2 separate regions of the Homo sapiens genome follow, and region 2 is linked to region 1. Evidence: read pairs that join two places in POLR2A ChIA-PET (ENCODE). Cell type or tissue: MCF 10A. All regions are shown on one strand. Each heading gives the region's core, and the rest is flanking DNA. Links, peaks and the distances in the headings are about the cores only.

Region 1 (4,391 bases), core at 191-4,190:
GGACAGATCGGAAGGCATGAGGTCTCCTCTCCCACCCCCACCCAACCCCCTCTGTAGAGGGGACAGCTTGGAGGTGTGAGCCACACCACCTGGTCAAAGACCCACTAAGACAATCCCTGGGGGGCTCCTCTCCAAGGGCTTCTTAAGGGCTGGGCATTGCTAAATGCTGTACAGGATTTTTCTCATTTAATTCTTACAACAGCCCCAGGGATTGTCCCCATTTTACAGAGGAAGCTGATGGCTCAGGCGTGAGTAACCACCCCAGGCCAGTGCCCAGCTTGTGTCAGACCTTCTGAGGAAGCCAAGTCTGTCTGACCACAAAGCTGCCTCCTACCCAGCATTCCTCTGCAGGGTCCCTGCCCTGCCCTGCCCTGGGGGACTCCTGGGGGAACCACATCCGTGCTTAGGTGTGGCATCCAGGGGGCACTGGGGAGGGAGCCCGCCGAGGGGTGCCATGCGGGACTTGGCGTCCCCACCTGCCTGGTCCATTCCTCCCCCCACCCCACTCTGCCCTGCCCTGCTGCCACCTCAGGGACCTCTGTGGGCTCTAGGTCCTTTCCATCCCTTCCACAGCCTGGACAACAACAGGCCCTTTCCCACTTCCTGAGAAAGTTCCCAAAGAAGTTCATTGTAAAAGCTACTCTTTGTCTTTTTTTTTTTTCCAAAAAATGTGTTTTTAATCAATTTTATAATAAAATCCAAACTGAGTTCTTGAAAACAACAGCAATAAGAAATTGAAAAAAAAAATCTCAGTGCCAGGAAGTACTGACTCTAGCACTGCCCTCCCCAGCCCCAGCAGCAGCCCTGGTGCCCCATTCCCCTGACTCCCTCCCCCACTGCTGGTCACCAGGCCTCCTGAAGCCACCTCTGGAATATCCCTGAACTGCTCTCCTTCTGTCTCTGGAGGGCACCCCACCCCCCCACCCGCCACCAACTGCTCTTCCTGCCTCCTACCTGGCACCCTTCCAATCTGGTCCCCAAACTGTCCCCAGGGGCTCTCTCTAAAAGGCAAACCTAATTCCATCAGTGTCCTTTTCTCCAACTTCATCAGGGATTCAGGATTCCCAGGAATAGAGCTCAATTCCCTAGCTCGGCATTCAGGGCTCCACTGTCCCTGAGCACTCCAGCCTCCCCCTCGCCATGCACCGGACCCCCTGCTTTTGGAAATGTTGGTCCCTCTGCTACGGACACCCTCCCTCCACCTGTCCATCTGACAATGCACCTCATTCCTCAACAGTGCCCCATGGACACTCACCTTCTCCTGCCCTCCCTCGTCACAGTGTGGGGGTTTCTGTCATCTCACCATTCTATCCAGGCTGACCTCGAAGGCCTGGGCTCCAGCGATCCTCCCACCTCAGCCTCCTGAGAAACTGGAATGACAGATGCACACCATCATGCCCTGCTTTGGTTCTTTAGTTCGCCCTATATGTGCCAAGTCCTGTGCTAAGTGCTGCATACAGTGGAAAACAGCGCAGGCAGGAACCCTGCGCCCACGGAGCTTATTATCCCTGCTGTTGTTGCCCAGGTAGACCAGTCATCCTCGGTGCACGGGAGCCACGCATACACACAGCTGACCAAAGTGCCTGCAGGCAGCCTGTGCTGCTTAAGCTTGTGGGGAGAGGGAGGTTTAGAAACAGCTGCTCCCGTCCTCACCAAGGGACTCCAGCCTAGAGAAGGAGTCTTTGGGGAAAGTCCCCCACTAAGCTGCCACGCCCTGAGATCACGCACCCTCTCCCAAGGGCTCTTCCGAGCACCACGTGGGGCTGAGTTACTGAGATGGAGGTGGCAGCAAGGGATGCCACGCAGGATGAGCAGGGAGGCATCATTCTGAGTCCTGCCTGCCCCTCCCACTTCCACCTTTTCTTTTCTCTCTTTTTTTTTTTTTTTTTTTTTTGAGACAGAGTATTACTCTGTCGCCTGGGCTGGAGTGCAATGGCACGATCTCAGCTCACTACAACTTCTGCCTCTTGTGTTCAAGCAACTCTTGCGCCTCAGCCTCCCAAAAAGCAGGAATTACAGGTGCATGTCACCACGCCCGGCTGATTTTTGTATTTTTAGTAGAGACAGGGTTTTGCCATGTTGGCCAGGCTGGTCTTGAACTCCCGGCCTCAAGCAATCCAACCTCCTCTGCCTCCTAAAGTGCTGGAATTGCAGGTATGAGCCACTGCACCTCACCCTTTAAGCAGTATTTTAATGGTTTTGTAGTGGTGGGTGGTTGCTATGAAAATCTCACGTTTGTTCTAACAATTCAAAGAATAAACAAGCATATAAGGAAAAAATGGATAGTCTCTCCCCTGTCTCCCTCCCCCAGCCCACCCCTGGCTCAAGTCAACCTCACTGAGGCAGAGTGGGTTAATAATTTGGCAAGTTCATTTCCATTTCATCCCAGCACTCATGACAATACACCCGAATGACGCACCCAGAGAGAGGACCCTGCAGCTTTGCTGGGTCAGACAGATGTGGCTTCCTCGGAAGGTCTGACACAAGCTGGGCACTGGCCTGGGGTGGTTACTCACGCCTGAGCCATCAGCTTCCTCTATAAAATGGGGACAATCCCTGGGGCTGTTGTAATAGAGGGTGAGATGAAATGCATTGCTTGGAACTTGCTTTTGAACTTAAAAATGTACGAACAGACATCATTCCAAGGTGATACATACAGAGTTAGCACACACGCTCTGTGACTGTGTACACTGTTTCCTGTGGACCTTTATTCACTTGTTTAAAGGGTGCTCTACAGACATTTTGGCTTATTTTTCTTCTCGAACAAGGAATGCTCTAATAAGCCTCCTCCTGCATGAATGGTTTAAGCAGTAGTTTCGTTACTCCCTGGGTTTAGGATAAATTCCCCAAAACAGGATCACTGGATGAAAGGGTAGCTGTGGTTAAATTGTGAATAGGGCTTGCCATTTTATTCATAGCGATTCCCATGTGCCCCAGGACTGTGGGGGGATCCCAGTTCCCCACACCCTGGCCGACTCTAGATGTTATCCGTTGGTCTAGACCTTGGCCAACATCATAAGTGAAAACTGACATCTCATTGTTTTGAAATTGTGTTTCCTGAGTATGACTAAGGTTAAACATCTTTTCACCTGTTAGTTGGCTTTTAAAATTTCCTCCTCTGTGAAGTTTCAGATCTAATCCTTTGCCCGGTTTTCAGTTGTGTTGTTTTTATTTTATTTTATTTTCCCAAGTCCTATTCTGCCCTAATGTTTGTTTGTTTGTTTATTTATTTATTTTGAGACGGAGTCTCACTCTGTTGCCCAGGCTGGAATGCAGTGGCATGATCTCGGCTCACTGTAAGCGCCGCCTCCTGGGTTCACGCCATTCTCCTGTCTCAGCCTCCGAAGTAGCTGGGAGTAACAGGCTACCACCACCACGCCCGGCTAATTTTTTGTATTATTATTATTTTTTTTTTAGTAGAGACGGGGTTTCACCATGTTAGCCAGGATGGTGTTGATCACCTGACCTCGTGATCCTCCCGCCTCAGCCTCCCAAAGTGCTGGGATTACAGGCGTGAGCCACTGCGCCTGGCCTGTTTTTATGTCTTTTACAAACACCTTGTAGGACCTTTTTAGGACATTATTGATATTAATCTGTTGTTGTTTATATGTGTTGCAAATATTATTGTCCAGTGTAATATTTGGCTTTTGCCATACAGAAGTTTGTATATATTTAAGTTTTCCTTTTGTTATGGAAATTTGAAAACACACTAAAAAATAACAGTAATAATGAACCCTCAATATACCCATCTCTGAGAGTCAACAGTTAGCAACATATAGCTAATTTTCCCCTGTTATGGAGGGTTCTTTTTGACTTTGCTTGTGGTGGTTGTGCAATGCAGAGATTTTTACCTTTATGTAGTCAACTGTAGCGGTCTTTTCATTTGTGGAGTATGGATTTCATATACCTAAAAAGGTCTTCCCACTCCACGATTATTAGCAAAACAAAACAGAAAGTACTCTTTCAATACTTCTAAAATATGATTTATTATTATTATTATTATTATTATTATTTTGAGACAGAGTTTCGCTCTTGTTGCCCAGGCTGTAGTGCAGTGGCGCGATCTCGGCTCACCGCAGCCTCTGCCTCCTGGGTTCTAGTGATTCTCCTGCCTCAGCCACCTGAGTAGCTGGGATTACAGGCATGCGCCACCATGCCCGGGTATTTTTGTATTTTTAGTAGAGATGGGGTTTCTCCATGTTGGTCAGGCTGGTCTCGAACTCCCGACCTGAGGTGATCCACCTGCCTCGGCCTCCCAAAGTGCTGGGATTACAGACGTGAGCCACCGCGTCCAGCTATGATTTATTGTTTTTAGAATGGTAGCATAGTACTTTTTTCATATAGAAGCCCATAATTTATTTAACCAATCCTCCATTACTGAACATCTAATT
Region 2 (4,391 bases), core at 121-4,120, 120 kb before region 1:
TGATCCATCCGTCTCGGCCTCCCAAAGGGCTAAGATTATAGGCGTAAGCCACCGTGCGCGGCCTCTTTTTTTTTTTTTGAGACAGAGTCTTGCTCTTGTCGCCGAGGCTGGAGTGCAGTGGCGCCATCTCGGCTCAATGCAACCTCCACCTCTGGGTTCCAGCAATTCTCCTGCCTCAGCCTCCCAAGTGGCTGGGATTACAGGCATGCGCTGCTACGCCTGGCTAATCTTTTGTATTTTAGTAGAGACGGGGTTTCACCATGTTGCCCAGGCTGGTCTCAAACTCCTGAGCTCAGGGAATCCGCCCGCCTCGGCCTCCCAAAGTGCTGGGATTACAGGCGTGAGCCACTGCACCCGGCATAGGCCTCTTATTCCTTTTGATGATTCTTCTCATATTTACTCCTTTATCTCTAAATATTACACATATATTGCTACTTCTTGATCATTTTCAATTTTAGTTATCATCTGTTGATTTTCAACCATAGAGGATGAAGACTGAACTCTTTCACTATCAGTACACATTCACACACATACGCACACACACATGCACCTTCCCAATTCTCCCAAACTGGTAGGAGAATGAATGAATACATTTTGGTACATTTGCACAATGGAATATTATACAGCTTTGAAAGTGAATGAATTAAAGAACCAGGGAACAGCAAGTATGAATCTGGATGGTATCATAATGAGTGGAAAAAGCATGTCTCAGGTGACCACACAGAGTGATACCCTTTTTATAACATTCTAAACCAAGTGAAAGGAAACAATTCATTGTTCAGGCCCCTATAAATGTGATGAAGCTGTTTTTAAAAACCAAAAGGGCCTGATGCTGTGTCTCACTTAAGGCCATGATTTCAAGATCAGTCTGGGCAATATAGCAAGATTCCTTCCTACCAAAAAAAATTTTTTTAAATTAGCTGTGCGTGGTGGTGCACACCTGTAGTCCCAGCTACTCTGGAGGCTGAGGTGGAAGGATTGCTTAAGCCCAGGAGGTGGAGGCTGCAGTGAGCTATGATCACACCACTGAATTCCAGTGTGTGTGACAGAGTGAGACCCTGACTCATAAAATGAAATACTTAAAAAAAAAAAAAAAAAAAAAAAGAAGAAGAAGAAGAAACACCAAATTTAGGATGGTGGTTATCTTTAGTTGGGGGAGGCTGGGAGATGGGAAAGGCAAGAAGCCCATGGATATTATTGGCTAGTTGGGCTGTGGATTCAAATGAGGGTTCATTATATAAATAAATGCATGCATAAATGCACACATAAGCAAATCAAAGTAAACAAAACGAAAGAGATAAAGCATGAGCTGAACAATGATAATGTGTTCTTAACTACACAGACTTCATAGCAGTGCTGCGCATCATGGTAAAAATTCTGGAAATTTTTATCAAATTAAATTGCTTTGAAAATAAACTTCCCCACCTCCACTTTCTCTGTTTCTTCTTTCTTAACTGCTTATTATTTGACCAGTGGACCTCCTGTATTGATTTTTTTTTTTTTTTTTTTTTTTTTTGGCAAAGTCTTGCTCTGTTGCCCAGGCTGGAGTGCAATGACACGATCTCGGCCCACTGCAGCCTCTGCCTCCCAGGTTCAAATGATTCTCCTGCCTCAGCCTTCCAAGTAGCTGGGACTACAGGTGTGTGCCGTTATGCCTGGCTAATTTTTTTTGTTTTTTTTTTGAGATGGCGTCTCACTCTGCCGCCCAGGCTGGAGTGCAGTGGTGTGATCTCAGTGGTGATCTCAGCCCACTGCAACCTCTACCTCCCAGGTTCAAGTGATTCTCCTGCCTCAGCCTCTTGAGTAACTGGGATTACAGGCATGTGCCACCACACCCAGCTAGTTTTTGTATTTTTAGTAGAGACGGAGTTTCACCATGTTGGCCATGCTGGTCTTGAACTCCTGACCTCAGGTGATTTGCCCGCCTTGGCCTCCTGAAGTGCTGGGATTACAGGTGTGAGCTACCATGCCAGGCTTGATTTTATTTTCTATTTTCTCTTCTATTTTCCATCTCTTTGTCTCTGTCTCTTTGCTCTATTTTCTGGGAGATTTCCTCCACTTCAATTCCAACTTTTCATTTCTACCGTCATGTTTTTAATTTCCAAAAACTCATCTTCAGAAAATTCCTGAATGTTCCTTTTCTATGGTATCCTTTCTTTGCAGTATATCTGCCTCCAACTCCTGCTCTAGGACTCAGTCTTCCTGGGTATGCTGCATCATTTACCAGCCGTCCATCTATTTATTGTCTTACTATTGTCCTCTCCACCATTCTCCACTTCTTTATGGGTATATGTCTCTTAAACAATACTTTACCATAATTTAATTGTTTTTTCAGGAAGTTCTCTACCCTGAAATTTTTATGTAAATATTTACAATTGGCTGGGTGCGGTGGCTCACGCCTGTAATCTCAGCACTTTGGGAGGCTGAGGCAGGCGGATCACTTGAGGTCACAAATTTGAGACCAGCCTGGCCAACACGGTGAAACCCCGTCTCTACTGAATACCCAAAAATTAGCTGGGCGTGGTGGTTTACGCCTGTAGTCCCAGCAATTTGGGAGGCTAAGGCAGGAGAATCGCTTGAACCTGGGAGGCAGAGGTTGCAGTGAGCCAAGATTGCACCATTGCACTCCAGCCTGGGTGACAGAGCAAGATTCGGTCTCAATAAATAAATAAATAAATAAATAAATATTTACAATGTATTTATATATCAACCTCTAGATTTTAATAAGAATCTATATCGTACCTTCAAATAAAACAAGAAATCTTTTACTCTCTTTCTTCCCTCTTTCATTTATTCTCCTCTTCCCACCTCCCATGTTGAAATAATCAGAGATTCCCATTGCAGAGTTTTGTTTTGTTTATTTTTAATCCACACCTTCTTGGACATCAAAAAGTTTTACTGGCTTCTTTACCCACCACTCCTTATATCTCACATCTCCCTCTTGGATTCTGTCTTATCAATTGCTGCATTAAAAATTATCAATATTTGGCCAGGGATGGTGGCTCATGCCTGTCATCCCAGCACTTTGGGAGGCTGAGGCGGGCGGATCACAAGGTCAGGAGATCGAGACCATCCTGGCCAACATGGTGAAGCCCCATCTCTATTAAAAGTACAAAAATTAACTGGGCGTGGTGGCACGTGCCTGTAATCTCAGCTACTCAGGAGGCTGAGGCAGGAGAATCACTTGAACTAGGGAGTTGGAGGTTGCAGTGAGCTGAGATCGCGCCACTGCACTCCAGCCTAGGCGACAGAGTCAGACTCTGTCTCAAACAAAAACAAAACAAAACAAAAAATTATCAATATTTAGTGGCTTAAAACAAAATATGGCTGGGCGCTGTGGCTCCTTCCTGTAATCCCAGCACTTTCGGAGGCCGAGCCCAGTGGGTCGTTTGAGCTCAGGAGTTCAAGACCAGCCTGGGCAGCAAGGCAAAATTCCTGTCTCTACAAAAAATACAAAAATTAGCTGAGCAGGGTGGTGTGCACCTGTAGTCCCAGCTACTCAGGAGGCTGAAGTGGGAGGATCGCTTGAGCCCAGGAGGAGGAGGTTGCAGTGAACTGTGATTGCACCACTCCACTCCAGCCTGGTTGACAGAGTAAGACTCTGTCTCAGGTAAAAAACAACAACAACAACAAAAAAGAAACATGTATTATTTCACAGTTTTCCTGGGCCAGGATGCAAGCATAGCTTAGCTGGGCCCTCTGATTCAGGGTCTTTTGAGGCTGCAATCAATGCTGGGCTCTCCTCCAAAGGGTTGACTGGGGAAAGATTCAGAATTTAGTTTATTCAGGGCTGTTGGCCTCAGGGTCTCAGTTCCTAGCTGGATGTTGGCTGGAGGCTTCCCTTGGGCCTTTGCAATATGGATATCTCCATAGGGTAGCTCACAACATGTCAGCTGGGTCCTCTGAGTAAGCAAAGGAGAAAATTTTCTAGCAAAATAGAAGCCAGAACTTTTGCTGTCTCCTATCGGCTAGAAGCAAGTCACAGGCCCACCTACACTCATGGAGAGGGCATTACACAAGGGAGTGAACACCAACAGGTGGGGATCACTGGGGACCCTCTTAGTGTCTGTCTGCCACAAATTCCTAATTTTTCTTGTTGAAACACATCCTCTAATAATTCTTTCATATGTGGTTCTTGGCTGGTAAAATGTTTTAGATCTTGGCCGGGCGCGGTGGCTCATGCCTGTAATCCCAGCACTTTGGGAGGCCGAGGCGGGTGGATCACCTGAGGTTGGGAGTTCGAGACCAGCCTGACCAACATGGAGAAACCCCGTCTCTACTAAAAATACAAAATTAGCCGGGTGTGGTGGTGTGCGCCTGAAGTCCCAGCTACTCGCGAGGCTGAGGCAGGAGAATCACTTGAACCCGGGAGGCGGAGTTTGCGGTGAGCC

Evidence for each region. Peaks named below come from ENCODE experiments on the same cell type or tissue, not always from the same donor. Only the 100,000 strongest peaks of a DNase experiment are listed, where the experiment ranks them.
Region 2: POLR2A ChIA-PET joins it to region 1 with 5 read pairs; 2 of 35 experiments call an interaction of 5 or more read pairs at or near these places.

What each region holds. Positions count from the first base shown.
Region 1 is chr15:89,819,511-89,823,901 of GRCh38, reverse strand. LOC124903551 (a long non-coding RNA gene) reads left to right here. Exons shown (of 2, transcript XR_007064753.1): 2 at 203-718. Among named protein-coding and RNA genes, the nearest start is that of ANPEP, 6.9 kb to the right of the region's middle. RefSeq lists enhancers at 1,125-1,625, 1,626-2,126. In MCF 10A, for the core only: no CTCF peak of the experiment used is centred there; DNase peaks (open chromatin) are centred at 281, 1,651, 2,501 and 3,011.
Region 2 is chr15:89,941,228-89,945,618 of GRCh38, reverse strand. No RefSeq gene overlaps it. Among named protein-coding and RNA genes, the nearest start is that of ARPIN-AP3S2, 30 kb to the right of the region's middle. In MCF 10A, for the core only: no CTCF peak of the experiment used is centred there; no DNase peak of the experiment used is centred there.